7 separate regions of the Mus musculus genome follow, and all the other regions are linked to region 1. The links are chromatin contacts, found by Hi-C in ENCODE. All regions are on one chromosome and are shown on one strand. Each heading gives the region's core, a stretch centred on a gene start or an enhancer-like site at or near the end of the contact. The rest is flanking DNA. Distances are from core to core; before and after follow the strand shown. Region 1 overlaps Spata7 (spermatogenesis associated 7). Region 2 holds the start of Rab10os (RAB10, member RAS oncogene family, opposite strand). Region 3 holds the start of Rab10 (RAB10, member RAS oncogene family). Region 4 overlaps Gm26520 (predicted gene, 26520). Region 5 overlaps Kif3c (kinesin family member 3C). Region 6 holds the start of 1110002L01Rik (RIKEN cDNA 1110002L01 gene). Region 7 has its middle 23 kb from the start of Dtnb.

Region 1 (4,173 bases), core at 1,166-3,665:
TGGGGGTCTGCTGAGGGGCAATGAGTAAGGATCTGTTGTACAGCTACTGCTGAGAAAAGGTGGAGTTCAGGAATGGAATAAAAGTGGGTGGATGCAGAGTCCAAGGCTAGCCCAAGAGCCAAGACGAAGGAAGCATGGGAAAAGATGCCATGAACACTTGATCTTAGTCAAAGGCTCAGACGCATAAAGGTGCTGCTTTGAAAGGTGCTGGAGATGTGGCTCAGTTGGTAGAGTGCTTGCCTAGCATGCACAAGGACCCAGGCTCAGTGCTCAACACCCTCTAAAATGAGCATAGCCTTTAGTTCCACCACTGGGGAGGTGGAAGCATGAAGGTCAGAAGTTCAAGGTCAGCCTCTGCCAACAGAGCGGCTTCAGCTAAGCCTGAGTCACGAGACCCTGCCTTAAAAGTTGAGAGATTTCCAGAGGCTGGAGGAAGGGATGCCCTGTGGGACACCAGACACTGGAGCAGGACACCCCACCTCAGCACTGTGCTTTCTCCCAGGCCAGCTTGTCATCCTCAAACCCTATCTCGGGCAGCACCGGCAACATGAGAACTTAGCACATTACAGTGGCTGAATAGCCAATCACATTACTGTAAATAGTTGAAAAGACAAAAGAGAGGCTAGTCTCTTGAAACACTGGTTTTGTTTTGTGTGGTTTGTGGTTTTTGTTTGAGACAAGAGTCTCCTAACCCTCAAGCCCCTGTACGTTATAAGATGTAAACACCGTCCCAGATTATAAACCATTGTCAGTTCCCATGAGGTCACTGTGTTAGACCAAACATGTTCTGAAAAATGACTTTAGAAGTGGTGGATGAAGCCTCAGGTAACACAGGGGTCCCCAGCCTTGCATCTGCGCTCTTGTGTATCATCCCCTCACCCCTAAGACTGCAAGAGACCCGTGACTGTCCTGCTTCTCACCAAGAGTTACCTGCCTTGCTAGCAGTCTCTGTGGTTCTCCTTTGCCAAGCTGTGACCTGCTTAGGGAGCATGCACATGGCAGGAGATGGCAAGTAGCCATCTGTCCGCCAGCCAGCCAAGACCAGATGAAACTCGCAGATCTATGGTGCAAGAAAAGGAATTCTGCTGGCAACTGTAGCATGGAAGCAGTTTCTCCCCCAGTCGAGCCTCCTGATGCCATCACAGCCCTGAATACCACCTGGACTGTAGCTTTTGACCCCATCACTCTGTGTTTCAATTCTTGAACCATAGCAATATGAGAGCAATAATAAATATGTGGTGTTTCAAGACACTAAAATTGTGGTAATTTATTACATAGCATTGAAATTACAGAAATCTTAATATGTAAAAGGGGACAAAAAAAAAGAAGAAAAGTAATATTGAGTTACTGGCCACATGGAGTGTTTATTAATGTAGATCCAGAGGTCAGTCTTCAATGCTCATTCCCATGATTCGTAGAGTCGATAATTCCTTACCATGATTACTGCCACCATTGATGCTGGGGAATGGACCAGATGGGGACAGTGATGTGCTCAGACAACAGAGTTCCCTGGAAGTCTCAGCCCTTTCAAAGTCACTGTCACCTTCAATGACATCCACAGAGGTTTCCTGGTCTATTACACTATCAGAAACACTTGGATTGTTTTCATTCCAGGGTGAGGCTTCATTATCTGTTTCGTCATTGACCTGTTGAATTATAACACCCTCTGAATGCTTGACTTTATGGGCGGGTATTAAAAATTCGCCCGGTAAAGAGAACATCTTGTTTTCGTCCTTCGGCACAGCCGACAGCATGTCCAGGGCCTCCTGGTACTGCTGGCGCTCGTGGTGACTCACTGTTTCTTCATCACTTACAAACTCATTTTCTCTTGAAATCAGAGCCTTTTGAAAATGAAGTTGATTCAACATTCTGAAATGTTTTTGCTTTGCTGGGTCTTCCTCAGATATGCAGCCTAAGTCAACCTTCAGCCCATGCAGCAGGTAGCGCATCTTTCCCTAGAATTGGGGGGAAAGCAATTCTGAGGGTCGTTACATTCGCTACACTATTAAAACTGAACTCTATCTGCAGCGCTGCTAGTCTCATGATCACACTCTCCCAGTCCTGCCCCTTTCCCCTCATAAAAAGCACAAGGCAGAAAGTGCCTATTTTAAATAAAACATATTCTTTTAGAGAATAGAAAAACATTAAATTCCAAAGAAAGACCAACCTCCTCCAAATGATGTTTATTTTTCTTTATATGTCGCTCAAACAGTCGCTCTAGAAACCTACAAATGATAAAGAAAAATATTAGTATCTTAAACTCAGATAACCTACTAAATGTAAAATAGTTACATAACATAAAAACCGACAAAGGCTGCAAAGTAGTTTTCAGATGAATGGTTTTCCCTGTGAAGCTAGAAACAAATCCTTCCTGCTCTGTCACGTGCTCTAACCTGGCAGGCAGCCTGGCTTCTGTTACGCATTTGTTTTTACGTTAGATAACAGACGCCAGTCTATCAGAAGGATTACGTACTACTTATGTTTCTGTGACTGTTTTAGGTGAAGGATAGAACTGCCTGCAAATCTCTCTCCCCATTAGACACACAGACACTAAAAGCTCCCTGCGCCCTTCACCAACCCTACAGAAAATGCTCTCACAGAGCTGTTAACCTTGCTCCTAAAGAATACTCTCCATGGACGCCAAGCCTACAAAACAGCCTCCAAGTGGATGCCAGGGCTTTATGCTAAACATATACAATAGTCTGCCTCCACTCACCCCAGCCACGGTCTCTTATGCAGCCCTGGCATTCAGAGATCTGCCTCCTTGCTGGGATTAAAGGCGTGTGCTACCATGCCTGGCCCTCTCTTCCTGCTAAAGCCAGGGTATGAAGACCAGTGAGAGCCATGGTAAAGGTGAGAGATTACATCTCTAGGATGAGTTTCCTCTCCCCTGAGGTTACAGCCCCTTCAGAAAATTTACCTGAGAAGCAAAGGTCACGATCCCTTCAGAGAAGTGACCAGCTTCAGGGAATACATTCTTTCTACAGCAGGCCCAGTACCACTCTTACTATTCACAAGTCTCCTGGAAACAACTAATTTCCTTGGCCACCATCATTCATACTCGTTAACACATGCAGTAACCCAGGAGGCCTGGGTTGTCCTATCATGTTTAGAGATCCAGAAACTTGTATCCTACTCTACAGCTACTGCTAACATTCTGGAATTGCACACCCGGACATTGTTATATGCTTATATATTTCCTCAAGCTGGGATTAAATAATACATATTATTTTGGTATAAATACACACACACATACACACATTATTTTGGTATAAATACACACACACACACACACACACACACACAAACACACAAACACACGCATTTTCTCATCAACTAGATGAGATCAACTGAAAGGTTGAACACCTTTCAGTGTGAAGAACTCCATCTTGCACCATTTAGTTTCTTTCTCAGTCTGGTTTTATGTTTGGTCTTATGAACCAGTGCTAAATCTTAAAGAGGAAATATAAACATTTAAGGAAACATGTAAATGATATGCAAATTTTGGGGTTGTATTAAAAAACATAAAAGTTACCATTTTAACCCTGTAAAATGTGTAGTCCAGTAGGGTTCCACCTATTGGTGCTGCTGGGAAGTGGCTCTCTAAACTGTTTCACCTTGAAACTTAAAAACTCCTTATGCAGTTCTTAAAAGTTACTAGTTTTGTCTCAACAATAAAAGAACCTCTGGTGGAATCACCATGCCTGACCTCAAGCTGTGCTATAGAGCAACTGTGATTAAAAACTGCATGGTACTGGTACAGCGACAGACAGGTAGATCAATGGAATAGAACTGAAGACCCAGAAATGAATCCACACACCTGTGGTCACTTGATCTTTGACAAGGGAGCTAAAACCATCCAGTGGAAAAAGACAGCATTTTCAATAAATGGTGCTGGCACAACTGGCAGTTATTATGTAGAAGAATGTGAATTGATCCATTCTTATATCCTTGTACAAAGCTCAAGTCTAAGTGGATCAAAGACCTCCACATAAAACCAGAGACACCAAAATTTATAGAGGAGAAAGTGAGGAAAAGCCTCGAAGATATGGGCACTGGGGAAAAATTCCTGAACAGAACAGCAATGGCTTGTATTGTAAGATCAAGAATTGACAAATGGGACCTTATGAAATTGCAAAGTTTCTGTAAGGCAAAAGACACTGTCAAGAAGAC
Region 2 (4,173 bases), core at 496-2,995, about 95 Mb after region 1:
AACCACCATGCCCATCACTTCTTGACTATGCCCACCACTTCCAGTCCCACTTTTCACTTCCTGTTTTCTCCTATGATGTCACTTTCTGTTCTGCCTGCTCCGTCCCCAGAAGGCCCCACTCACCTGTACAGCACCCCCCATGGCGTCCTCCTGGTCCTTTGACTTCTCCAGGATCAGCCCCTCCAAGGCCTGTGGGTCAGTGGTGGGGTCATCACAAGGGGTGGAGTCAGGGGCGGGGTCAGTGAGGTCACCTGAATAGATTTGCACAAATTTGCATGACAGGAAGTAAGCAGGCAGGGCCTGAGGTGATGGGCGGGACAGGAAGTGGAGGGCATGGCCAGGCACAGTGGGCTTGGCTGGAAGTGTGCAATGGCGTTGGGAAGTGGGCGGGGATAAGATGAAAAGGGTCGAGGCCTGCAATGGGTGTGGAAGGGGCAGGGCCACACACCACCACAGGGTCAAGGTCTCTGGGTCTTCCTGGGGGAGGGACGGGTGGAGCTGGAAGTGACATCATACCAGACTTCCTGGCAGCCCCTCACAGAAGCCCCACCCACAAGTCAGAAATCCTGAAAATGACATCACTTCCAGTGGGCCTGGCCCCACCCACCATCCTGATGTCTTGCCCATAAAGCTCCCAAAAAGCAGGAAGTGACATCACTTGTGGTTGGTGTGGTGACCTCATTTCCCCGCTCCATCATCCCCAGAACCCACCCTCTTCTCCCAAACTCAGAACTGCAATCATGATGCCACTTACAGTGGGTATGGCCACCAACAGACCACGCCCATCTTCCTAAAAAGATGAAAGTAGCTACCCTGAGGCCCCTTCCCACTGACCTTTGTGCCCCCCCCCCCTCGCGGCAAAGTACTGGAGGCAGGGCCAGGTGGCCTTGCTCAGCATCTCGGGGAAGGCAGGATGGACGACCATGAAGGCCAGGCCCTGGGGTGGGGGGAAGGGGTGAATGGGTGGGGTCAGACACGCGTCAAGGCCCTGCCCACAATGACTCAATCACTCTTGGGCACACCCCCAGCCAGGACGTCAAGAGAATATATACAATATATACAAATGCGGGGGGGGGGGTGTCACAGGGTGATGACATCATCTGGACACGTGTCAATGGCAAGGAGGGAAACTGTGACATCATCTGAACTCAGGAAAAGCCATAACGTCATGCAGTTTTATGCAAATGCATGCAAATTTACATGACAAATACACGCAGAGTAAAGCCATAACATCGTTTATGTTTATGGAAATTTACTCAGGGGAGCTGTCATTATGCAAATTTATGCAAATTTTCATCATGCGAAACTGATGTCACATGAGCGTATGCAAATTCCCAACGTACACGATATGCTAATTTATACAGGTCAGGGGAGGTTATATAAACCTGGGTAGAACAAAACCAAGCAGCCATTCAAATTCACTCAAATTCATGCAAACGAGCAGCAATGAAACTTAGACCCCATGCAAATCTATGTCTCTTGCAGGAGCTTAGTTAAGACCCCGCCCCAGGCCCCTGTCACTCACGCTCAGCCACTCCCAGCCCTCGCTCAGGCTCCGTCCCTGGCCTGTCTGTCAGTGCCTCTTGGGAAAAAACAGGTCACTCACCTGAAGCTACGTCCACATGCCACTCCGCTAGTCGCTGTCAATCCCGTGGGGACCAAGTGTCACTCACGTGAAACCCCGCCGACATGTCTCGCACAGCGAACCCCAGGATCTCCTTCCGCCGCGAGGAGGCGCTCGCCAGGACGACGCGGTGCCAGCGCAGGCACGTGCGGGGTGATGTCACAGCGACATCTGGGCGGGGAGTGATGACGTCGAACGGGTCGCCTGTGGTTCTGCGGTTCGCCGAAAGGTCAGGAGCTGAACCGGTGACGTCGCTGGAGTCGCCGGGGATTGGGGCGGGGGGGGGGTAACGGTGGTTGCGGCGGGGAAACCGGAAATCGGTCGCGCTGCTCCGAAAGGGAAAACCGGGTTCGGCGAAGAGAGGAACTGCACATCCGCTGTTTGCTTGTCCGCTTCTGATCAGCGGAACCCGGAACTGGAAGTCTTCAATGTCACGCTGCCGCTCCGAGTTCTCGTGAGATTTACAATGCGGTAGAAGGACTCACTTCCTGTTGGAACGGAGGAACTTCCTGTCTGGAAGTTAGGGTTCAAGCATGCTGGGAGTTGCAGTTATTTCCTGCTTTAGGCATGACTTCCTGTTTGCCATAGGAAGTGACGCCACAGTAGCCCCGAGTTTCACTGGGAGGCACGCTGGGAGGTGTAGTTCCTACCTGTACATCTCCGGGTCTAACCTCCCAGGAACGTACCGTATTAATACGCTGCCCTGTCACCGGGTCGAAGCGCCCGCATGCCCGGCCTCCCCTCACCGTGGCCGCTTCACCGCAGGCAAATCCATATCCTTTGACACCAACCGGAGCGGATGCAGTAACCATCTCACCTGTGATGCAGTGACCATCCCAAGGGAGATGTAATGACTCTTACCTGAGATGCAGTAACCATCTCACCTGAGATGCAGTGACGATCCCAACTGTGATGCAGTGACCATCCCACATGAGATGTAGTGAGCATGCCACTTGAGATGTATTGACAGTGATTATCCTACCTGAGATACAGTGACCATCCACCTGAGATGCAGTGACCATCTCACCTTTGATGCAGTGAACATTCTACCTGAGTGATTCTTACATGAGATGCAGTGTCCATGCCACCTGAGATGTTGTAACCATTCCACCTAGGATGCAGTGACTATGCCATCTGAAATGTAGTGACCATCCCAGGTGAGATGGGATGATAATCCCACCTGTGATGCAGTTGACTATCCCACCTGAGATGTAGTGACCATCCCACCTGAGATGAAGTGACCACTTGAGATGTGATCGTCTCTCCTGAGATGAAGTCACCATCTTACCTGAGATACAGTGAAAATCCCACATGGGATGCAATGACTATCCAACCTGAGATGTAGAGAGTCGTCTTAACAGAAATGCAGTGACCATCCACCTAAGATTCAGTGACTATCCCACGTGTGAAGTTGTGACCATCCCAAGTGAGATGGGATGACAATCCCACTAGTGATGCAGTGACTGTCCCACCTGAGATGCAGTGACCATGCCACCTGAGATGTTGTGACTATCTCACGTGAGATACTATGACAATCCCACCTGTGATGCAGTGACCACCCCACCTGAGATGTAGTATCCATCCCTCCTGAGATGCAGTGACCATCTTACCTGAGATGCAGTGAACATCCCACATGGGATGCAGTGACCACCCCATCTGAGAGATGTAGTGAGTCTTACCAGAGAATCAGTGACCATCCCACTTGAGATGTTTTGACCATCCCACTTGGGATGCAATGACCATGCCACCTGAGATATAGTTACCATCCCACCTGTGATGCAGTGACTATCCCACCTGTGATGCAGTGACAATTCCAACTTTGATGCAGTGACCATTCCACCTGAGATGCAGTGACCATCCCATCTGTGATGTAGTGACCAGGTGTACTAGTAATTAGACACATTAGAATTCATTATAACTCTTTTTATTCAAAGAAAACAAGACATTTTCACTTAATTGATGTGAATTTCTAAATGCAATAAGGATCTTATTGTATGTTCTTTAGTTGTATACACTGCATTTCATTATCTTGATGTATTTTCATAAGCACATTATGAAGAAACCTGTACAAGGTGTTATAGCAGGAAGAAAAGTGATTTAACACAGAAAAGAGTTAATCTTGACTGCCTGAGAGTTCTACTCTGTGCTAGTAACAATAATAGTGTATTTTTTTAGTGTACAGGTGTATTAGTAATTAGACAAATTAGAATACATTAAAATTGTGCTTATTCATAGAAAACAAGACATTTTTGCTCAATTGATGTGAATATTTATGATAAGAAGGACCTTGTACTGGCTAGTTTTGTGTCAACTTGACACAGCTGGAGTGATCACAGAGAAAGGAGCTTCAGTTGAGGAAATGCCTCCATGAGATCCAACTGTAAGGCATTTTTTCAATTAGTGATCAAGGGGGAAAGGCCCCTTGTGGGTGGGGCCATCTCTGGGCTGGTAGTCTTGGTTCTATAAGAGATCAGGCTAAGCAAGCCAGGGGAAGCAAGCCAGTAAAGAACATCCCTCCATGGCCTCTGCATCAGCTTCTGCTTCCTGAC
Region 3 (4,173 bases), core at 441-2,940, about 95 Mb after region 1:
TTGAGAAAGAATAATCTCAACCCACCTCCACATTCTGACAAGGTCTCCCAGGCTGACATCCAATTCTCTTTTGTTATCAAAGATGACTCTACACTTCTGATTTTCTGGTCCCCAACTTGCAAGAATTGAACCCAGGGCTTCATTTATGCTAGACAGGCACTGTACAAGTGCGCTACATCCCCAGCTCCTTGAAGATTTTCCTGGGGTGCTCAAGATTATGACTGAGCTAAGACAAAGCTGAGAAGCTTACCGACAACTTTTAATAGAATTGTTGATTCATGATACAGCACGACAGTCCCAGCTGGAGGAAGAATGATTTGGAGGATATAGTTTAATGAGAAAACTAAAACCAATCAGAGAATCAACTGGGAGATGGTTTAGAGAACACAAACACCTTCAAAGGCTTATGGGTGTTTAGAAGGAGGACAAGTCTTTGAAGAGCATGATCACATCTAAGATGGTCAGAAAAGAACATGATCAAAGGCTTTACTTACACATGAAATGCACATGTTGGTGATGGCGAGGTGTCTGCCAAAGTGTAGCTTATTTTTATTTAATATGCTTATATATTTGTTATATGCTAATTAGTTATGTGTGTGTGTATATAAAATTTACCTAAATAAAAATCTCCTTATTGGTGAATCAGCTCATCAGGTTCAACCATTCTACCATCACATTCTGCGGGTGCTGGAGCATACTTAGAAAGGTAAGTTAGAAATTTGCTTATTTCGACTATAGAAAGGAAGAAAAGGGAGGTGTAAATAAAACTGATAGGGAGAGAGGGAAAAGGGACAAAACTAGAGAAAAGACATGGCACAGGTGTGGTGGAGTTACCCCACCAGAGTAGCCCTCAGGAGGCTGAGACTGGAGATTCATGAATTGGAAGTCAGTACTGGTGTACAGACTTTGCAACAAAACAACCAACCTACAAACAAGTGAAAAGCAAGGAAGAGATCGGTTGGGATGGGGCAGGCTTTCAGATTTTCGATTTGGTGGTACAACTTTGGCTACAGTGACCGCCCGCCTTTTCTGAATAGAGCGCTTCAGCTCCCGGGATTCCAAGGGCTGCTTAGGCCCGAAGCAGCAAAGAAGCTTCCATTCGCAGGGAGGTTCTCCCCGCACCCGGGGTTCCTCAGGCCGATGACATCATTCCAACCCCAGGAGCGCTGCGCCTTTTTCAGTTTGGAATCCCGGCTCTATCAACTCTAGCTTCTTAAGGAGACCAGGTTGTCAGGACCAGCCCACAAGCGGGATCTCTTCTGGAGATGTCCGGGTTTAGTAAGGAGGTTCCTGAGTGGCCCAGAGCACTTCTTTCTCTCTCATCTATATGAACTATACACACACACACACACACACAGCCAGCCACGCCCGTCGCTGGGCTAACATCCTTAGCTCCTCAACAGGATACTGAGAGGGAGTAGAGGATTCCAGCAGTCAGCTGGGCGCCCCGGAAAAGGCAAGGGAGGGAGGGCAGGAGCTATACGGACGTAGTGCGCCTGCGCAGTTCCCGGGCCGCACCTCCCCCGCGGGGCGTGTTCGTCAAGCCGCTCACCCAATCAGGAGGCCGTAGGGAGCGCGCCCGCGGCCTCGCCCCCTCTGGTCCCGCCTCCGCGTGCCCTACTTGCCCGCCCGCGCGCGTGCGCAGAGGCGGGCCGCAGGGGCGAGGGCGCGAGAGAAGGGCGGGTGTACGTCCTTGCGTGCGTCTCAGGCTGCGCGCACGCCGGCGTGAGAGGGCACGGGGAAAAAGGTGGCTCTGGCCGGGGCGGCTCTGTTTCCTGGGGTTATGTAGCAGGGCTTGTCGGCTCGCGAGACCTCCCGCTGCCCTCGCCCGTGTCCTAGCGCGGGGTTTCTGCTCCGGGCGGAGGCCGTGTTCAAGCCCGCCGCGCTCCCTCGACGTAGAGCTCGCTCGTCCGCCCGTGGGAGCGTCCCGGCCGAGCTGCGCTGAGGGGGGAGGGGAGGCCATTTTGTCCCGACCGACTCCCCGGAACCGGGCGGAGCGGCTGGGAGAGGCTGCGGAGCCGCGGGCGCCGCCCCTCGGAGGCACGGGCGCCGCCACCGTCGGGGCTTCCTCGACGAGGCCGTTCGGAAGGTCTCCTGCTCCGTCTCGAGAGCTGCTTTCTCCTTCCGCACACGCTACCCGGCTGCTGCGGCCCCAGAACGCCCGGGTGAGGAGTTGGTTGTAGTGAGCAGTTCCGATCCCTTGGGGCTACCGGCGGCGAGCGCCCGAGCCGCTCCTCCCAATGGCGAAGAAGACGTACGACCTGCTTTTCAAGCTGCTCCTGATCGGGGACTCGGGAGTGGGCAAGACCTGCGTCCTTTTTCGTTTTTCGGACGATGCCTTCAATACCACCTTTATTTCCACCATAGGTAAGACCTGTGGGAGGATGGTGTGGGGGCTCTGTAGCCGCGAGCCGTTTTCTTTTATTCCAGACATCTTGCTTCCCGGAATTTACGCCTTTGTTCCAGTGATTCCGATTCCAGACGACAGACCTAAGTTACTGTTGGAATCGGAATAGCCTTACTGGGGCGGGGTCTTCCCATGCTTACCATCCGGTCTCAAGTCTCCTTCTCTGTTCGGTGCCTTCTGGCACAAAATATGCAGCATTTAGCAGCGTTCCAGAATCCGGTTTCTTTAAGTGACTTGCCTGGCCTTACCATAATTGCATGAAGTTACTTGATGTGCTATTTGTAATAGACGTAATTTAGTGGTTGGGATTGAAGCAGTACTGGCTATGTGGCAAAGGCCCGAATTGGGGGTCAAAGAGAAAATATTCTATCTGACTGTAACTTGGAGTAAACTTGAGAGTTGCAGAATCATTAAGGAAAATGAGAGGGGCGGGGGAAAGTGAGTTGGCTGTCTTGACTGAACCATTGATGTGTCAAACAATCGGAGGCCCTTCGTGCTTGGGGTGGGAATCTGGCATGGTTGGCTCACAGTGCTTTTTCAAGACCTCAACGAAGCAGATGGACGGTTTCTGTTTTCAACCCAATGGAATCAAGTCAAGTTCTAATGTTTTACTTGATGTTAGAATTTACAGGAAAATCTTTCGTCAGTCATGGCTCTAAGGACTTCTAATGTACTACCACATATTTCGGAATTACTTGGTATGGAAATAAAAACTGACCTTTTAAATGGGTTTCCTGTTTCGGAAATGAAAAGGGAAGGTTTCAAGAAAGTCGTTTTGACGCTGGCACCAACATCAATTTTGTCAAAGTAACTGTACATGACCACCCCCCTCCCTGGTTTTTTAAAGTATCCGGTGTCTTTCATTTTTGAACCTCAGCTCCGGCATTAGAGCAGTGCAGGAAAACTTGTGATAAATGTAACTAGCTTCACGATGAGAAGCGACTCTAGTGGTTTTCCTTAAGAATTGTGAAAATCTTGTTTTAACCAATTTATAGTATAGGATTTCCTTAAGACATATTTGTAAGTAGCTTAAGCATATTTTCGCAAAATATGCTTAAGTTATACTGCAATTAAGATGAGCAAATTTTTATTTAAAATAGGTTGTTTTACCTTACTGGTGGGCAGGATTGTCAAAATATCACGAAGCTTGAACTTGTCCTCTGCTTAGTGGGTTAGCACTTACACAGCACTAAGTTTGCTTTGAAGTGTAGCTGGGTCAGTCAGGTGGCTAGATCAGCAAATATTTATTGAGCACCAAGTTCTAGGCACTGTTAAAAGCGTTGAAAATAAGTGGTCGATACAATAGACCCCTTGAGCATTCTGATAAAGAAGGCAACAACAGTGTGCAAAGCACTAGAGTGAGGAGAGGGAGGAAGGGGAGTAGTCTGAATTATGGGGAATCTGCTTTGCATGGATGTTTAAAACGTAGTCTGAAAGACAAGTATGAATTGGATCAGAGGAGAGGTAGCCTCTTTGAAAGAGAATTTAGTGTGCGATCCTTTTTTTTTTAACCTGCTCTTGAGAACGGGTAGGTGAAAGTAGGAAGTAAAGTTTCCTGGTGAAGAAAGCTACTTAGCCCCCCAGCTGCCTGTCCTCAGGTACTGGGCATTGACTAACCTCATGCGTGGTAGGCAAGCTGCTGAGTTACACCTCCAGTCCTCCTTGTATCCATAGTCTTCATTGTCCTTTGACTTAGGGAGATGGGTTGTTTCCCATGCAGCCTGCTGTTTTGAATTCCTGGCTCCACAGGAATTGCAACTTTGGCT
Region 4 (4,173 bases), core at 1,070-3,569, about 95 Mb after region 1:
CATATAATAAATAAATAAAACTTAAAAAAAAAAAAAGAGTAGCTGGGATCATAGTGCCCAGCTTGACCTATGACCCCAGTGCTGTAATCCTGGAAGCTAGGATTTCACTGTATGAGTTATGGAGAACTGAGAGGTACAAGCATTCAGGTAGTAGTCAGTGCCAGTTCTAATCTCTAACCTGAGGAAAGACAGCCGTGGTAGAAACTCAGGAGGCCAAACTCTGGTTTCCCAGACACTTGTGCCAGACAGAAAATGCAGCTAAATCTCTCTACTTCATTGGGTTCCTGTGCAAAACAGGGTCTGCTTCTCCAGACTGCCCGACTGGTGCCCTCTCCCTGACTCACTATCAATCAGCCATCAGAACCAAAGGCCTGTCTCTTTTGTCCTGGAATGTTGTTGGGGCAGTTTGCAGGTATGATTCATAACCTGCAGTAGTCGGATGCTGAGAAACTGAAAATCATTTAGGAAGCCGAGGGTACCCACAGTTAGCAAACTTCCTCAGAGCCTCGTCAGTCTGGGCATCTCATGGCGGGGGGAGGGGGGGGTGGTCTCTTATCTAGGTTGTTTACTACCATCCTTGCTATTATTTTCATGAAAGATGCAGCTTGCCTGCCTTCCTGCCTTCCTTTTTTTTGTTTTTTTGTTTTTTTTGTTTTTTTCGAGACAGGGTTTCTCTGTGTAGCCTTGGCTGTCCTGGAACTCACTTTGTAGACCAGGCTGGCCTCTAACTCAGAAATCCACTTGCCTCTGCCTCCTAAATGCTGGGATTAAAGGCGTGCGCCACCACTCCCAGCTCTTCCTTCTTTTTTTTCCTTTGGCAGAGTTCACATATCCCAGACTGGTCTGAGGATGGTCTTCATGTCCCTATCCTGCCTCCACCTCCCCAGTGTTAGGATCACAGGTGTGCACCACAGCTGGGTTTATGTAGTGCTAGAAAGGGAACCAGGGCTTCATACACTCCAGGCCAGCACTCTACCCAGCGTCTCCAGTTCCACAAATATTGTCTCTCCAAATGTGGGCAATAGCAACTATCTTAGGTTTCTACCTCTAGAAAGAAACACCATGACCATAAGCAACTTGGGAAGGGAAGGGTTTAATCTGGCTTACACTTCCATATCACAATCTACCATCTAAGGAAGTCAGAATTCAAGCAGGGCAGGAAACTCACAGCAGGAACTGAAGCAGAAGCCACCAGCTTGCTTCCCATGGCTTGCTCAGCCTTCTTTCTTATTGTACCCAGAACCAGCAGCCCAGGAGTGGCCCGACTCACAATGGCCTGGACACCTCCAACATCAATCACTAATTAAGACAATGATTTATTTTCAATTGAGAGCTCTTCTTTCCAAAAGACTCTGACTTGTGTCAAGTTGACATAAGTATCAACGGTGCATTTCTCCATATAACCAAAGGTAACGACGCAGACAGCAGTCAGTGGCTACAGTACTGAGCTGTTAGCGTCTCTGGGTGGACCTTCTGCACACTGTGTGGCTAGAATCACCTCTAAGATCCTCCTCCCTTTGACATGTAATGTCCTATACTGTCTGAGGACTCTACCAAGGCATACATCTCCAGGAGAGATTTGGTACTATATAGCCAGAACTATTAGAAAGTCAGGCACATACCTATGATGTAGCTAATGTGCAAAGCTGAGGCAGGAGGATTGCAAAAGAGAGCCTGGGCTGCATAGTGAGACCTCATCTCTAAAAACAGAAAAGGAAACAAACAGAATACCCAAGCACGGTGGCATACACTTCTTATCCTAACACCAGGAGGGCAGGGGCAGGGAGATTTCTGGGAGTTCAAGGCAAGCCTGGTCTACTTATCAAGTTCTAGGCCAGCCAGGGCTACATAATGAGACCTTGTCACGCATCAACAAAACTACTGTAAATTGGGTATGGCAGGGCTCACCTGTAATCCCAGCATTTAGGAGACTGGAGCTAGGAGGGTCAGAAGTTCCAGGCAATCTTCAGCTACAGCCTGTACTATAGATGTGAAATCCTTTCTCAAAAAACTGAGGACTGACTAAATAAGTGAATGAAAAGGAATCACACCTGAAGTCAGGCATGGTGGCCCACCTCCGAGGTTCAAGGTCACCCTCAGCTACCCACAAAGTTTGAGATCAGCCTGGGCTACATGTGACCCTGTTGAAAACAACAGAAACCCTCAACAACTATAAAAGAGGAACGTACTTTAAACCATTCAAAAAGGAAGGTGGCCAAACTGCTGCAAAATGCACACTAAAGGCCAACTGTCGGCTGGCTCCTGTCCCAAGGAGTCACAGAAAAGTCTGGGCAACCTCCCATGAGCCACTGAGTTAACTTTAAAAATCCAAGTCTGCCTCACTGGCAAAGGCCCAGGTGCTCGCTGAGAGCCATACCAGCGCAAAGGCCATGCTGACAGCTATGGGACATTAATCCCCTCAGGAGATCCTGTCTTACCTCACAAGGTTTTGAATCTCTCGAGAAGAAGGACAGCTGGTGACTTCAGGGAGGGAACAGTGGGAGAACTGGCCCCAGGCTGCAGTCAGGAAACTTGAGCTCCAGCCTGGCTGGAGACCACGGTGCACCCATGCCCCTGGGCCTCATGGTGACATCATCTTCTGAGCTTGTGCCCTTATATGCCCATCAAGGGGCAGCCCTGCTCAGCTACCCACTCAGAGATGGTGTCAGGAGCAAAATGAGCAATGTATTTAAAATCTGTATAAAAATACTTTGAAAAGTTTAAAGTGTTAAAATCATATGACTTGTTGTTAGGAAAAGGAAGAGCCAGGTGTTGTGGTGCATGCCTTTAATCCCAACATTGTAAGCAGAGGCGGTCAGATCTCTGTGAGTTCAAGGCCAGCCTGCTCTACAGAGTGAGTACCAGGACAGTCAGAGCTATGTCTCAGATAAATAGATAGACAGACAGACAGACAAAAGAGGAAAGCGACAGGCTTCTAACTCTGTCAAAGTGATTATTCATCGGGGTAATTAAACAGGTGAAACAAAGGAGCCCTAGCGAATGGTTTAAGCCTCCCATGATCATAGCTATGGTCACAGAGCTGGGACTAGCCCTGTCCCTTCTGTGCCTTTCTATGCTCCTTAGGATGGTTTCCTTGTGGTGCTATCATGTTCCAGTTCTTGCCATGAGGCAATTTCCCAGGAGACCTGTGGAAAAATACCTCAGCCAGCCACATACCTCAGCATGACTGAGCAGCAGAGAGGGGGGAGATGAATAAGGAGGAAGTGTGAGCACTGAGTCAGCAAGAGGATGTATCAGACCTAAGCAGAGAAAGAAGAGGATCAAGGCGCTCTCTCTCTCTCTCTCTCTCTCTCTCTCTCTCTCTCTCTCTCTCTCTCTCTCTCTCTCTCTCTTGGTTTTTCGAGACAGGGTTTCTCTGTGTAGCCCTGGCTGTCCTGGAACTCACTTTGTAGACCAGGATGGCTCGAACTCAGAAATCTGCCTGCCTCTGCCTCCCAAGTGCTGGGATTAAAGGCGTGTGCCACCACCGCCCCGTGTGTCTCTTAAATTTAAGTTACAGAAAACTTTATTTTGAAACACAGTCTCCACAGCCCAGGCTGCCCTGGAACTCATTTGATAGTCTGGGCTGGCCTCAAACTTGAGTTGTTTTCCCTACCAAGACCACCATACCCATTTTGTATGTATGTATGTATGAATGCATGTATGTATATGTGTGTGTGTGTATATATGTGTGTGTGTGTGTGATATGTGTATATGTATATATGCCTGTCTCTATACATGTATGTATATGTGTATATATGTATGTGGGTATGTGTATGTGAGGTCTATCCACTTGGGGCTAAGAACAGCCCAGATAGAACCTAGTAAGTTGTGAGTAGTAACTCAGGGTTATTGTTAGGAAAGTGGATTCTAACAGCAGGGAGGGTAGGCAGCTGCCCAGCGTTTGTGCTGTTTAGGACTTATAATAAATATAAAGGCTATCTGTGTGGTTTTTATCTGGGAACTTAATAACCTAAGGTGGGGTAGAAACTCAAGGCCAGGATTTAAATATTTACAACAACATATATGTGTATGTATGTATGTAGTGTGTGAATATATGTATGTATATATGTATGTGCTAGAGATTAAACCTGAGACTTCACTCGGATGAGGCAAGTGCTCTGCTATACTGAGCTGTATCTCCAGATGGTGGCAGCTGCTGCTGCTGCTCCT
Region 5 (4,173 bases), core at 429-2,928, about 95 Mb after region 1:
GGGGGCATTACCGGTAGCATCATAGTTGACTGGTAACTAACTTGATGACTTAGGAAACAGCCATACAGGCAATGAATCTGCAGGGGAATCTACCACTTCCTCTCACCCAAAGAGAGACCCCGAGCTGGTACACCCAGGGAAACCAAGCAAGGTAGTGCGGGTTTTGCATTATAATTCCCGGATTCCCAGTCCAACAGGGCTTACGCACCAGCCTATCCAACACATGACCCCAAGGCCGTATGCCTCAGAGAACCGGAAGCCAGCAGCCTTACCTGTTCCGCAATCTCCTGTCGCTTCAGTTCCAACATCTTCTGTTGCTCGTTGGTGTGATCCATGATGTTCCGCCCCCCAATGAGTAGCTTGCTTTCCATGGCCTGAGAACACAAGGAGGGGCAGGGTCAGAGACCGGACTGGCAAAGGGCCATAGGATCTCAATTTTGGACTTTGTGTTTGTTGGTCGCAGGGTCTAACCTTAAACCTTCTCTGCAGTGGAGAACAGCAGTGCTAGCATTACAATCGCGTTCTAGCACATAACTTTATTGGTTTCATTGTTTTGTTTTCGGGTTTGGTTTGTTTGTTTTTTGTTTTTGTTTTTGTTTTTCAGTCAGCATTTATCTGTGTAACAGCACTGGCTGTCCTGGATCCTGCTTTATAGACCAGGCTGGCCTTGAACTCACAGAGATGGGCCTGCCTCCACCTTCCCATTTCTGGGATTAAAGGTGTGTGCCACCATACATGGCCCTTCCCTTGGTTTTCTGAGAAAGAATCTCACTATGTAATGTTGGCTAGCCTGGTACTTACACTGTAGGCCAGGCTAGCCTGGAACTTGTGGCAATCCTCCTGTTTCTGCCATCTGAGTGCTGGGATTGCAGGTATGTATTATCATGCCTATTGACAGTTTAAGATGCTCAGCCCAACTGTGGTAAGATCCACCTTTAACCCCAGCATTCGGGAGGCAGAGGCAGGTGGATCTCTGTGAGTGTTAAGGTTAGCCTTTAATCCCAGCACTTGGGAGGCAGAGGCAGGTAGATTTCTGAGTTCGAGGCCAGCCTGGTCTACAGAGTGAGTTCCAGGACAGCCAGGGCTACACAGAGAAACCCTGTCTCAAAAAACAAAAACAAAACAAAACAAAATACAAAACAAAACAAAAAGGCCAGCCTAGTCTAAAGAGCAAGTTCTAGGACAGCCAGGGCTTCACAGAGAAACCCTGTCTTAGAGAGAGAGAGAGAAACAGTGTGTGTCTCTCTTCTTCCCTCCCTCCCTCCCTCCCTCCCTCCCTGCCTCCCTCTCTTCCTCCCTCCCTCCCATTATGTAAAGTAGCCAGGGATAGCCTTGAACCTCTGATTTTCCTGCTTCCACTCCATAAGTCCATTCTAAGCAGGACCACAGAGCAGAGACTCCATCCCTTTTCCCTTTGATCCTTTTAGGAGAAGACATAAAGCATATCCATATGGATGGAGCCTTGTAGCCATTGGTGGGAACGGAGTTTTCCCCTCCAGCCCCTAGAGCTGGGGCACAAAGCTCCCATTGTGGACAGGATCCTTAAGGATGAAAAGAAGAGAGAAGCCCTTTGGGAATATAAGGCACCTGATCTCTGCTATGGATACAAGAAGCGGCTGGGTCACCATGCCTGCGAGGAGGGTGGGTGGCAATCTATTCCTGGCAGCCAAGCCCCAGATGGCATGCAGCAGGAGGAGAAACGGCAGTCACTGGGCAGTCCAGCCCTGTACTGAGTTCCTGACTCGGGAAGACAGCTCATCACCGGGCAGCAGGAAACCTTGGTCTAATCTTGGGCTGCTAAGGAAATTAGAACAACACAAGGGAGAGATTCCATAGCAACAGGGGACAAAATGAGGCCCCAGAGGCTGTATCAGCTTTAGACACCACCTAAAAGGTTCCCGCTCTGCCAACTAAGCGGGAGGCACAGTCAGGGTCTCGGTTCTCACATCGGCAGCATCACAGCTCTGCCAACTAAGCGGGAGGCACAGTCAGGGTCTCGGTCCTCACATCGGCAGCATCAGAACCTCACTTCTTTTCTGGACAGCTCACAAGCACAGGAAGCTCAATGTCAGGTGCTAAACAGAACCCTCAACACTGTTCATTTCCCCATGTAACAAATGGAGAGAGAGAGAGAGAGAGAGAGAGAGGAAGGAAGGAAGGATAACTAGTCTTGGACCACCAGTGAGAAAATAACAGATCTACATCCCATGTCCCCAGCCTTGCTGTGTGAAAGCCCCCACACCATCAGCGCCCTCAGCAGGTGCTTCTGAAAACCAATGCTGACACAAAAATGGATTTGAACAAAGTGTGACTCCCTGAAATGCACTGTCACTGTTGGAAGGAAGAGGGCACTTTCCTCGGGCAGCCAACTGCCCTTTGATTTCATCGATGGCCTCTTGGAAGGTTGGCATCACCTTGAGCTACTGGAAGAAACTGGCTGTCTCCCCACTGGAATTTGTCCCAGTGGGACCAGCTGACATGTCCGAGGGCTCTTAGAGCTGGGGGTGCTGCCAGGCTGGGACGGGGGACAGGCAGCCCACTTTGAGCATTATATCATTGGGAACAGAGCAGAACAGGGGTTAAAGCATGCTGTGGGGAGGTCGGAAGCTGGCTCCTGCAGTATGGCCGGATGGTTGGAGTTGCAGGAGGCTCAAATCAGCCCTGTACAGTCACAAAGACAAAGGAGAGAGCAAGGGGCTGTGGAGGGGCAAGCTATTCTTGATGCACACCACAGCCCTCTGCACCCTGGATAGCTGTCTATCTTTCCATCCAATCAGCCTATTGCTGTCACAGGATTAACTCATCTTGACTCCTCTCAGTTCAGAGTTATGATTTGTATAACCCTCTACATTGGTGCCCTTGGCAGCTTGCCTCAAAATAGCCTTGTGCTCACCCCTATGAATGGCCAGTCACCATCAAATGCTTCTCAGTGCAGTTTACATCATTGTCTCCTCCTTGTCCTTACTGGTACCACTGTCCTCACTAAAATCTTCTAGACTAGCCTGAACCACCCATAGGCTTTTACAGTCCCAGTTTCCTCTTCTATCCATCTGGGTCGCCAAAAACACAAGTCTAAACAATGTCTCTTCTGCTCAAATTATCAATGGGCTTCTACTCCCCACAGGAGGATATCTGACATTTTCTTCTCCCCATTCCACAGCTTCCTGGAAAACTGTTGCTCATCTTGAAAGACCTAGCAGGAACAGCTTAGGAAAATGTCTTTCAATCCCTGCAAAGCTGCCGGTTCAGACCTCCACCACAACCAGGGCACATTCCTACCGTTTCCCCATTCCCTGCCTCATCCTGTTAGCTCTATGAAGGCAAGAGTCATGCCTCACCTATCTGTCAGGGTCCCAGCACAGTCCTTGACGGACAGCAGTGCCCCGTGAGTATTTGAGGAATGGTACAGAATCCTTGGGATCATCCCAAGGGAGGCCCCAAGCCTTTTTACTGGATTCCATGCTAGCTTCTTTTATCCATTAACTCATGTTCCCTGTCATGGGGAATCATCTACCAGGAAACCCAGCAACGTGCGGGAGAGGTGTGAGGAGAAGCCCCGAGCTAACACACCCTAACACTTGGATAACAAGTTTCCAAAGGCCTGCCATTCGGTCCAGTCTTCATAGCTGGCACATTGTCTACTCCAGCCCTGAACCTTTACATTTCCCTCAGCACTTTATGTAACTCTAGCATCCTTTACTTTGGCACCAAGCAAAAAGATAATACTTCTCAAATTTTGCCGCATATTGGAATCACCTGGGAAAGTAGCAGGCCACCCAGTCTCCGCATCTCTTTCTGTGGACATGACTTTGTGGGTAAAAGGCTTGCTGTGTAAGCATAATAAACCTAAGTCTAGTTCAGCAGTGCTAAGAGGGGGACAGGAAGGTCCCTGTGACCTGCTTGCCAGCCAGTCTAGGGTCACTGACAGAACTTGTCTGAAACAATAAGGTGTGTAAGGTGGGAAGAGATAGAGGGTAGATAGTAATGTCAACATCTGGCTTCCATAGGCACACACACATACACACACACACACACACACACATACACACACCTTCATTTTCCTAAGTCCCTAGAAGATTTATGTGTCCCTCTGTTGAGGACTTTAGAAAACAGGACCAGCTACAGGAAAAGCAACACATTTTCAGTAAAAGAAGATTGTGTCTGACCTCTCAG
Region 6 (4,173 bases), core at 717-3,216, about 95 Mb after region 1:
GAGAAACCCTTTTTCAAAAAATAAATTAATAAACAAACAATCCAGGATTTTCGAGATTACTCAGTGGGTAACTGCGCTGGCCAGCAAGCCTGATAACCTGAGTTCGATCCTAAGAACCTACATCAACTCCTACAAGTTGTCCTATCACCTCTACATGCGTGCTCCATAGCCACGTACACACTCCATACATACATACACATACACATACACACCTTTTTAAAATTAATTAATTTAATGTATGCAAATACACTGTTGCTATCTTCAGACACACCAGAAGAGGGCATCCGATCCCATTACAGATGGTTGTGAGCCACCATGTGGTTGCTGGGAATTGAACTCAAGACCTCTGGAAGAGCAGTCAATGCTCTTAACCACTGAGCCATCTCTCCAGCCCCCACACACATCTTTTTAAAGAGAAAATAAAACGTATAATTCATAAAGGTTCAGTTATTAGAACCCACTATGTTGTCCACTATTAAAGAGGTTGAAATGCTACTAATGCTTGATGAAACTTCAATTTCTCCTTAAGGTTTCTTTTCTTCGTAAATACACGTTTTAAATTTTTCAAAACAATGTTTCTCACAAATACTCATTGCTAAATGACTTTTAAATTCCATATAACAAAATTGGAGTGAGGGGCACTAATCACAACTTCATTGGTCCGGTCCACTTTCACTTTAACTTAAAAAAGAAGAAAAGAAATGAAAAGAAAAGAAAAGAAAAGAAAAGAAAAGAAAAGAAAAGAAAAGAAAAGAAAAGAAAAGAAAAGAGGAGGGGAGGGGAGGAGAGAAAAGGAAAGGAAAGGAAAGGAAAGGAAAAAGGAAAGGAGAAAAAGAAAGCCAATAAACTACACGTCCCACCATGCATTGCAGCCTTACTCAGAGTAGGTCTCTACGGAAACAGAAAAAAAAATTCTGAGTCCCACCTGTTACTTCGTTTCTAAACACCTCCTGCACTTTCAGCTCTCACAGCAAACACAAAAGCCTCGTGACCTCACATTGGCTCCCGGAGCAAGATAAGCGGGGGCCCCGGTCTGGCAGCACCTCTGCCTCGACAGGAGAACGCCACCGAGCTCAAGCGCTCCCCTCTCCTTTCCGGGGCTGGAAGCACGCACAAACCGCCTCCTGTCTGCATCCAATCGGGGCTCTCCGAGGCGCACAAGGGAGAAGAACCGGTTACTGGGCAAGCACAACACACAGGGCCGAGACAAGGGGTAACAGTGTAGGGGCGACAGCGACATGACCCCGAAAGGCAACCTCACAACACCGAGGAGGTCCAGTCGTAGCCACCGCGAGAAGTCGCAGTCGCGCGACGGATTCCTCGCGCCGACGCCTCGGTCTCCTCACGGCTCTCCAACGCGCCCGTAACTGCCGCTCTCTGCGCGCGCTTTCCTGATCCTCAACCCGGTCGCGGGGCCAAGTGACCTCCCTTGCCTTGCGACGGGTGGCCGGCGAGAAAACGAACTCCTGCCAGCCTTTCTCTCTGCTCCCTCCTCCTTACCGTCTTGGCGGCCTCCGCCCAGGTCCTGCCCTTCTTCCTACGGCCCTTTTCCCTCATGTCGGTTCTGACTGACTGGGAGGCTTCCGTGCCCCGGCTCCGGCTGCGTTCCCTCGCCTGCTGCGCCCTGCACTGCTTTTCCCGCGGTGCCAGGAAAGGTGGGAGAAAGGGGAAGTCGGACCCGAGAAGCAACTCAGCGAGCAAGCGGCCGCGGAGGCGCGCAGTGGCGGGGGTAGGGGGCTCTACGGGGTGGCCGGTCCTGCTGCCGCTGCCACTGCTACCGCCGCTGCCATATTGGGTTCTTACTGTACAAGCAGCTTCTGTGGTCACGTGACCCCTGCCGCGCGGCCGTCACTACTGTACGCTGCAGGCCGCGCGAACGAGCGCGCACTTGCGCGCGCCCCCAGCCTCGGCGTCGGACCGGCAGGCTGCAGCAGTTAGCCACGCCCCTGCACTTCCGGTGTCTCCGCATCGAGCCCTTGCGCACGACGGAGGGCGGCCCATGGTCTGTGGGTCGGATGTCTGGCGGTCACACCCGCCGGGAAGATCTTCTGGCGGAAACAGAATCTGCTCCTTTCGGGAAAGGCTGATTGCGCGGTTACGTGCAGCGTGTGTTGAGGAGTGGCTCTGGAAACTTAAAGAGCCCGACGATCAAGTGATCTTGCCAACTACCGTTTTAATCAGCATGTTTTATTTTGTTGTGGTACAGGCTCAGGTAAGGCGGACCTTAAACTCCGAACTTCTGTCTCCCATTACTGGTAATTACAGGCATGCATCGTCTTGTCCTCAAGTTCATTTTTTACAAAGCTTATCTTTTTGAAGACGTACCGCGTGCAGTTCTTGTCTATTATTAATCTGATTAATAGATGAGACAGGTTAGATTGATTTACCAACTCTCTAGTATAGGATGTGAATATACCAAAAACTAAGTTGTTAGCTACCAAGCCTTGTCTCGCAAAGTAAATAGACCTTTTTTAGGCCAACAGAAACCACGTTTATGGCTCAGAGGATAAGTGCACTGACTATTCCGGAGGTTCTGAGTTTAATTCTCAGCAACCACATGGTGGCTCACAACCATGGGATCCGATGCCCTCTTCCGGTGTGTCAGCTACAGTGAAGACAGCTACAGTGTACTCATACATAAAATAAATATTTTTTAAAAAGGAGTTTAGAAATCGCATTGTGTTTTTACATGTGATTGGTATCATCAAAGAAGTATGTTTTATCTCCCTTGGCACAGAGCCTATATGTATCAGGAATCCGTTAAATATTTGTTGAATGGTTCAGCTATGTCTAGTCAAGAAACTATTCACTCTTCATAATGTCAGTAACACCCTCCTGAATATCCAGAACATTTTATCTCTGATTATCTGTTCTTGTAAACAACATAGAGGAGAATGCACAGCGGCTAGGGATGTGGCTCAATGCAAGCTCTCCGCCTCCCATGGGTACTGGGGATTGAGCCTGCAGGCTAGCATAAGCCTTCTACCACTCAGCTGTACTCCAGCCATTCTGTTGTTTTTACATAGGCAGCGTCCCCCTAAATTATCCAGACTGTTCTTGAATTCGTTCTGTAGCTTAGGCAAGTGTACACGGATTTCTATCTTCATGCACACCAGAAGAGGGCATCAGATCTCATTACAGATGGTTGTGAGTCACCATGTGGTTGCTGGGAATTGAACTCAGGACCTCTGGAAGAGCAGTCTGTGCTTTTAACCGCTGAGCCATCTTTCCAGCCCCCAGCTTCGGCAAGTTTTGACCTTGCAATCCAAATTATTCAGCCTCCATAGTACCGGGGATTGCAGGCCTTCACCATGAAGGCACATCTCTAGTGATAACCTGTTGTCTAGAATGTAGGCGCTCCCTAGATGGGTTTCAGCAGTTCATAGAACTCCTTACTATTGGCAATATTTTCTCTGTCAAAATATTTTCTGTGTCATGGTGCATCCTTGTCATCTAAGCACTAAGAAGATTAGAAGCTTGGGTTATCCATAAGGTCTGCTACAGAGCAAGTTCCAGGCTGTCCTTCAGACACTGTCTCAAAAAAGAACCATCAACAGTGTGTGTGTGTGTGTCTGTGTGATAAATGTGGATTCCTTTTTTTGCTTTTTAAAAGGCCTCTCACCGGGCAGTGGTGGCTCACGCCTTTTAATTCCAGCACTTGGGAGGCAGAGGCAGATGGATTTCTGAGTCCGAGGCCAGCCTGGTCTACAGAGTGAGTTCCAGGGCTGCCAGGGCTAAACAGAGAAACCCTATCTCTAAAAAACAAACAGAAACAAAAACAAAACAAAACAGAGTCTCTCTTTATAGCCCCAGCTTTTCTGGAACTTTGTATGAAGACTAGGCTAGACTCAGACTCACAGAGATCACATGCCTCTGCCTCCTGAGTGTTGGAGCATCACACCCAGCCTACAATTAGATTTTTTTGAAAAAAAAAATTGATAACCTTTCCTCAATGTTTGGATTGTTGGTGTTCTCTGGGCATGGGGTTTTGTTTACCACCTGGGCTCCTAAGCTTCTTGCTCCCTCCTGGAGCAAATGTTGCAATTTGGAGGAAATATTGCAATTGGAAGGGATATGCTCTAGAGCAAGTGGCTGTATAGAACAAAACTAGACAGATTGGCCTTGGCCAGAATTCCCATATTCCCATCTGACTATTACACATGTGGGAACCTG
Region 7 (4,173 bases), core at 1,188-3,687, about 95 Mb after region 1:
ATGAGATACCCATCTTCATTCTCTGATGCACATGCATCAGAAAACAGGCTTTGGAGCCAGTCAGCCTTCTGTTACAATCTGTTCTATATCATGTCTCTCTTGCTTTTTTTTTTTTTTTTTTTAGACTGGGTCTTAGTTGTATCACTGCAGCCTTAGCTCCAGTGAAACTATGTAGAGCTCGACATCCCCCCCCCCCCCAGCTCTGCCTCCACAGCTAGGCACCACCACACCCAGACTGTCCAGCCTGCTCACTCTCTCCACTCACCACCTCTCGCCTCTCCTGCAGGTGGGGCAGCATCTTATTTAAAATTACTATTACTGTGATGAAACACTGTGACCCAAGAAGCAAAGGGTTTGTTTATTAGGCTTCCGCCTCCACATGACAGATCATTATTGAAGGAAGTCAGGACAGGAGCTCAAACAGGGCAGGAACCTAGAGTCAGGAGCTGATGCAGAGGCCATAGAAAGGCTTAGTCAGCCTGCTTTCTTATAGAACCCAGGGCCACCAGCCCAGGGATGGCACCACCTACAATGGGCTGGCCCCCACAACAATCACTAATTAAGAAAATGTCCTACAGGTTTGTGCACAATCCAGTCTTATGAGGCATTTTCTTAATTGGGGTTTCCTCCTCTCAGACTGTAGGGCTGGTTCTCAGGCTTTTGGACACCCAGGCGCTGCTGGGAGCAGCAGAACAGCTGAAAACGGAGTGCGCCCCCTCCCGGCCAGGCTGGATCTCTAGCCTGAGCCCGGGGCGGGGGATTGTGGGGGAGGGAGAAGAGGGGCTCTCGCTGGGGCTGATCCTGCAGGAAAGTCCTCGGCTTCACAGGGTGGCTTGGCTTGGCCTTGGCCTTGGTGGCAGCTGTGTCTGGGAGCACAGAGAGGCCGCCTACAAGAGGTTAGATGGCGGCTCTAAAGGGAAAGGCCTTCTCTATAACTCCCCCCGCCCCCATGCCGGATCCGGGTGAAAAGAGGCATAGTTGTAAGGCATTCGTTGTCATGGTGGAAAGTGAATCTGTAAAGCATACCCCACTTTTCAGGGCGGGCCTGAGGTTAAATACCTTTTGCAAGGAGGAGTGTCTGGGAAGGAAAGTTTATTGGCTGAGCCCTCCAGTCCTTTAGGTACCTCATTAAAATGGAGATCTGTCTTAACCCTAGGTGACCACAGGTCACATCCTCTACCTGGGGAGGGGCTTGGAGTGTTGCCCTTATGTGACTGAAGGCCACAAATCTATGGGGAGCTGCTGCTAGTGTCAGGGGCCTGGTGCCTGGGAACCAGGGGAAGAGCCGGCAGGGTCCCCGGGTTTTTTTTTTTTTTTTGAGCCTTAGCTCAACAGGGAACAAGGCTACCCTTCACACAGCCGCACATCAGCATCAGATGACTTTAACTTGTGTAAAGCGGCTATAAAACTATCCAGCACAGGTAGCTGAAGGATGCCATGGAGTATGAGCACACACGAGACTGTCAGGAAGTGTATTCCACCTTTGCTTTCCACCCCTTTTCAGTGTTTGGGACCCCTCTCCTCTCCAGCACTTTCCTAGGTAGCTTCAAGCTCCCCCAGAAAAAGAAACAGGCCCCCAAAACAGGCCCTCTGCTTTCTAGTAGTGAAACAAGCCCATTGCAGATGTTTGAACTGAGTTCCAAGTCGATATTGTATTGGTTTATGAGTCAGAGGTCAGACCCAACTTATAGATACATACTGAGTCATCAGCAAGCTATCACTTGACTACAGCTCACGACTTGCTGTCCACGATGAAATACCATATGGCAGAGCAACAATAAGACGACCTTAATGATCTGATCTGATGGGCTGCAGCACTAACCTAGCTTCCTGTCCATCATTAATCAGTTATCAAGAGTCTATGACTGAGATCAAGAAGATGCTATTGAATGGGCAGACTGAACTTCATAAGCCATAACCCCCAGGCAGGTGTACAGTGGAGAGCTGGACAGACATAATTAGCTTGGGAAGATGTAATTAGCTGGAGGTGGTCCTCCGGCTGGAAGAGATATGGACGGATGATGATTTTCAGAAAGACTAATAACATGGGAAGCAGAACACTCAGCTGCTGCCAAGGAGACACTCAATATGGCTCCAGGCCCATCTGTCTTGGGTTGTGACTGGAGAGCTATTCTTTCCAGAGGCAGAACCAGCTCAGCTGAGAGGAGCTGGGAGACAGAGGAGATAGGCAAGCCTGGGTGTGAAGTGGAGGTGGCACTGGAGAATGACTGGCAAAAGAGGAGAGGGGAGGGGAGGGTAGAGGAGGGGGAGGGGAGAGGAGGAGAGGAGAGCAGAGGAGAGGACCTTACACAGAGGTTAGTGTGTCTGCTGCAGGGAAGGAAGGAGAGCCTGCAGACTTGCTTTTCACGTCATATGTCACCTGAGCCCCTCAGCAGCTAGTCACTAAGACAACAGTTGTTATATAACAGCTCTGACCCACACTGGAGTGGCTGATAGAAAGGAATCTGTGAACCAGACTCAGCCAGGATTGGAGAGCTCCACGGAGCCACACAGAAGCCTCACTTCCTGAGAATTAGGCGGAACGCACTGACAGTGGTCTGACCACAGCACCTGAAGATGCTCTAGCCTGGAAGCAGTCTTGCTCACATGTTTCCTGAGCTACATCACGTCTGAGTGACCACTGTACCAGGTGTTATGAAATACTGCAGTGAGGGGTACCTGGCAGGCCCGTGCCAAGGCATCTCTCTGAGAATGACATCATGCAACAGATCTGGTATAAAGGGGTTTAAAGGGGTTAGTTTGGGGGAAGGGAGGAGAGTGAGGACCTGGAGAAGAGGAATAAGCAAGACCGGTGGACACATAGATAGGCAGACAGATGGGAGCAGAGCGGTGAGGGAAGGCTAAAGGATGGAGTACCGATAAGGACAGAAAGGGATGTAAGGGGCCATGATTCACCAAAGAATGATATCCTTGACTCAAACAGTATGTAAACACAAAGAATGTTTTATTCTGCAGTCCAGCATGCTGGGGTCTCCTATTACCAAGACAGAGAGACAACCAAGTGAGCTTGCAAGCCAGATTTAAAGCACTTTAGGGGATTCCTAGGTAGGTGACCTTTATCTTGCTCCATCTCTAAGGATATTCCATTACCAGGGTGTGAGGGCTGGACACTGCTGCTGACCCATTGTCCTTGCCTCAGGCCAGGCGGTGGGGCAGCTTCTGAGACCTGGACTTGCCTGGACTTGCCCAGTTCTTGGAAACAGAGTTTTATGCCTAGTCTCCTGAACTGCCAATTTGAAGCCTGTCATAGAGTTAGCCTAGTCTTTTCGGGGGGAGGGGGGGAGGGGAAAATGGTGTCGGGGTTCAGGAATTGCCACACCATATAAATACTAATCCCAGTTAAACAAGAATAGTTTATTGAATGCACACCTTAATACTGATCAGACCAGGAATATAGCTCAGAATTACCTAAACTATGACAATGGATATCTTTTTCTGTCGGCTTATAAAGGAAAAAACAAAACAAACCACAAACCCACAGTGAGTTCATACACAGGTGCTGCCTGGTGCTCAGTTCTGGCTCGAGGTATTTTAGACATAACAGTTCCTGCTGATCTTTAACTCTATGTGTCTTATGTGAAGCTCTGTAGAATTTCTTAAGATTAGCAAACCTCACACAGAACAAAACAGGGTACGTGGTCACCATGTCCTTGCTCAGAGTCAAGTCACTCCTCTGTGTCAATGACTGACAGACGTGTTACAGCAACAGTATGAAATAGCTAGCAAGCATGGAACAAAATAGCTACAGCTATTCTGGGGTGGGGTGGGGACAGGGGCAGGGGCAGACCATAACAGGGAATTCAGGGAATTAGTGGGAACAGAGAAAGAGCTGGAGTGGCGGGCAATCTTTTTTTTATGCAGCTCACCTGGCACACCGGGTGGTGGCAAATGCTGACTTAAGCCAGTTGCTAGGTCCCTGAGAGGAGCCTACTGGAATCGATAACACCAGGAGATTTAGTATACTGGTCAAAAAATGCTCCTTGCTAGGCCCTATGGCAGACCCACATCTCTACTGCAGAGACCAAATCTGTACTTTCAGGCCCCCCCCCCCTTGGTAAGTGGTGGGAGGACAGTTCAAAATGCAGCTTTGTTTATGTGCAATTTCTGATTGAAATATACTTTTAGTGGACTCCCGCCTGCTGCAGATGGGCA

What was found. A loop is a pair of places that touch in the nucleus more often than their neighbours do.
Region 2: a loop to region 1 is called in a map of regulatory T cell, with 38 times the contacts of the local background. The contact joins the promoter of Rab10os here to the enhancer-like site in region 1. A Hi-C loop is called at or near these places in 5 of 37 maps with a recorded cell type or tissue (T-helper 1 cell, T-helper 17 cell, T-helper 2 cell and 1 more).
Region 3: a map of regulatory T cell shows a loop between it and region 1 (34-fold over the local background). The contact joins the promoter of Rab10 here to the enhancer-like site in region 1. A Hi-C loop is called at or near these places in 4 of 37 maps with a recorded cell type or tissue (T-helper 1 cell, T-helper 17 cell, T-helper 2 cell and 1 more).
Region 4: a map of regulatory T cell shows a loop between it and region 1 (49-fold over the local background). The contact joins two enhancer-like sites. A Hi-C loop is called at or near these places in 2 of 37 maps with a recorded cell type or tissue (T-helper 2 cell and regulatory T cell).
Region 5: a loop to region 1 is called in a map of regulatory T cell, with 33 times the contacts of the local background. The contact joins two enhancer-like sites. A Hi-C loop is called at or near these places in 2 of 37 maps with a recorded cell type or tissue (T-helper 2 cell and regulatory T cell).
Region 6: a loop to region 1 is called in a map of regulatory T cell, with 46 times the contacts of the local background. The contact joins the promoter of 1110002L01Rik here to the enhancer-like site in region 1. A Hi-C loop is called at or near these places in 3 of 37 maps with a recorded cell type or tissue (T-helper 1 cell, T-helper 17 cell and regulatory T cell).
Region 7: a map of regulatory T cell shows a loop between it and region 1 (18-fold over the local background). The contact joins two enhancer-like sites. A Hi-C loop is called at or near these places in 2 of 37 maps with a recorded cell type or tissue (T-helper 17 cell and regulatory T cell).

Annotation. Positions count from the first base shown.
Region 1 is chr12:98,666,884-98,671,056 of GRCm38, reverse strand. It overlaps Spata7 (spermatogenesis associated 7), which reads right to left. Exons shown (of 11, transcript NM_001289572.1): 10 at 2,168-2,225; 11 at 1,238-1,955. The coding sequence ends at 1,386. Among named protein-coding and RNA genes, the nearest start is that of Spata7, 41 kb to the right of the region's middle. Within about 2 kb of position 2,415, at least 1 of the 3 ENCODE cell types and tissues checked has a DNase peak (open chromatin) inside an H3K27ac peak, as active enhancers do.
Region 2 is chr12:3,233,363-3,237,535 of GRCm38, reverse strand. It overlaps Rab10os (RAB10, member RAS oncogene family, opposite strand), which reads right to left and starts at 1,745. Exons shown (of 7, transcript NR_015551.1): 1 at 1,607-1,745; 2 at 124-251.
Region 3 is chr12:3,307,486-3,311,658 of GRCm38, reverse strand. It overlaps Rab10 (RAB10, member RAS oncogene family), which reads left to right and starts at 1,690. Exons shown (of 6, transcript NM_016676.5): 1 at 1,690-2,367. The coding sequence starts at 2,241.
Region 4 is chr12:3,348,607-3,352,779 of GRCm38, reverse strand. The region is part of intron 1 of Gm26520 (predicted gene, 26520); the gene reads left to right. Among named protein-coding and RNA genes, the nearest start is that of Gm26520, 6.5 kb to the left of the region's middle. Within about 2 kb of position 2,319, at least 1 of the 3 ENCODE cell types and tissues checked has a DNase peak (open chromatin) inside an H3K27ac peak, as active enhancers do.
Region 5 is chr12:3,383,753-3,387,925 of GRCm38, reverse strand. Kif3c (kinesin family member 3C) reads right to left here. Exons shown (of 8, transcript NM_008445.2): 2 at 273-374. Among named protein-coding and RNA genes, the nearest start is that of I920046F24Rik, 20 kb to the right of the region's middle. Within about 2 kb of position 1,678, at least 2 of the 3 ENCODE cell types and tissues checked have a DNase peak (open chromatin) inside an H3K27ac peak, as active enhancers do.
Region 6 is chr12:3,424,540-3,428,712 of GRCm38, reverse strand. 1110002L01Rik (RIKEN cDNA 1110002L01 gene) reads left to right here and starts at 1,966. Exons shown (of 3, transcript NR_030694.1): 1 at 1,966-2,212. It overlaps Asxl2 (additional sex combs like 2, transcriptional regulator), which reads right to left and starts at 1,856. Exons shown (of 13, transcript NM_001270988.1): 1 at 1,501-1,856. The coding sequence starts at 1,557.
Region 7 is chr12:3,547,077-3,551,249 of GRCm38, reverse strand. No RefSeq gene overlaps it. Among named protein-coding and RNA genes, the nearest start is that of Dtnb, 23 kb to the left of the region's middle. Within about 2 kb of position 2,437, at least 1 of the 3 ENCODE cell types and tissues checked has a DNase peak (open chromatin) inside an H3K27ac peak, as active enhancers do.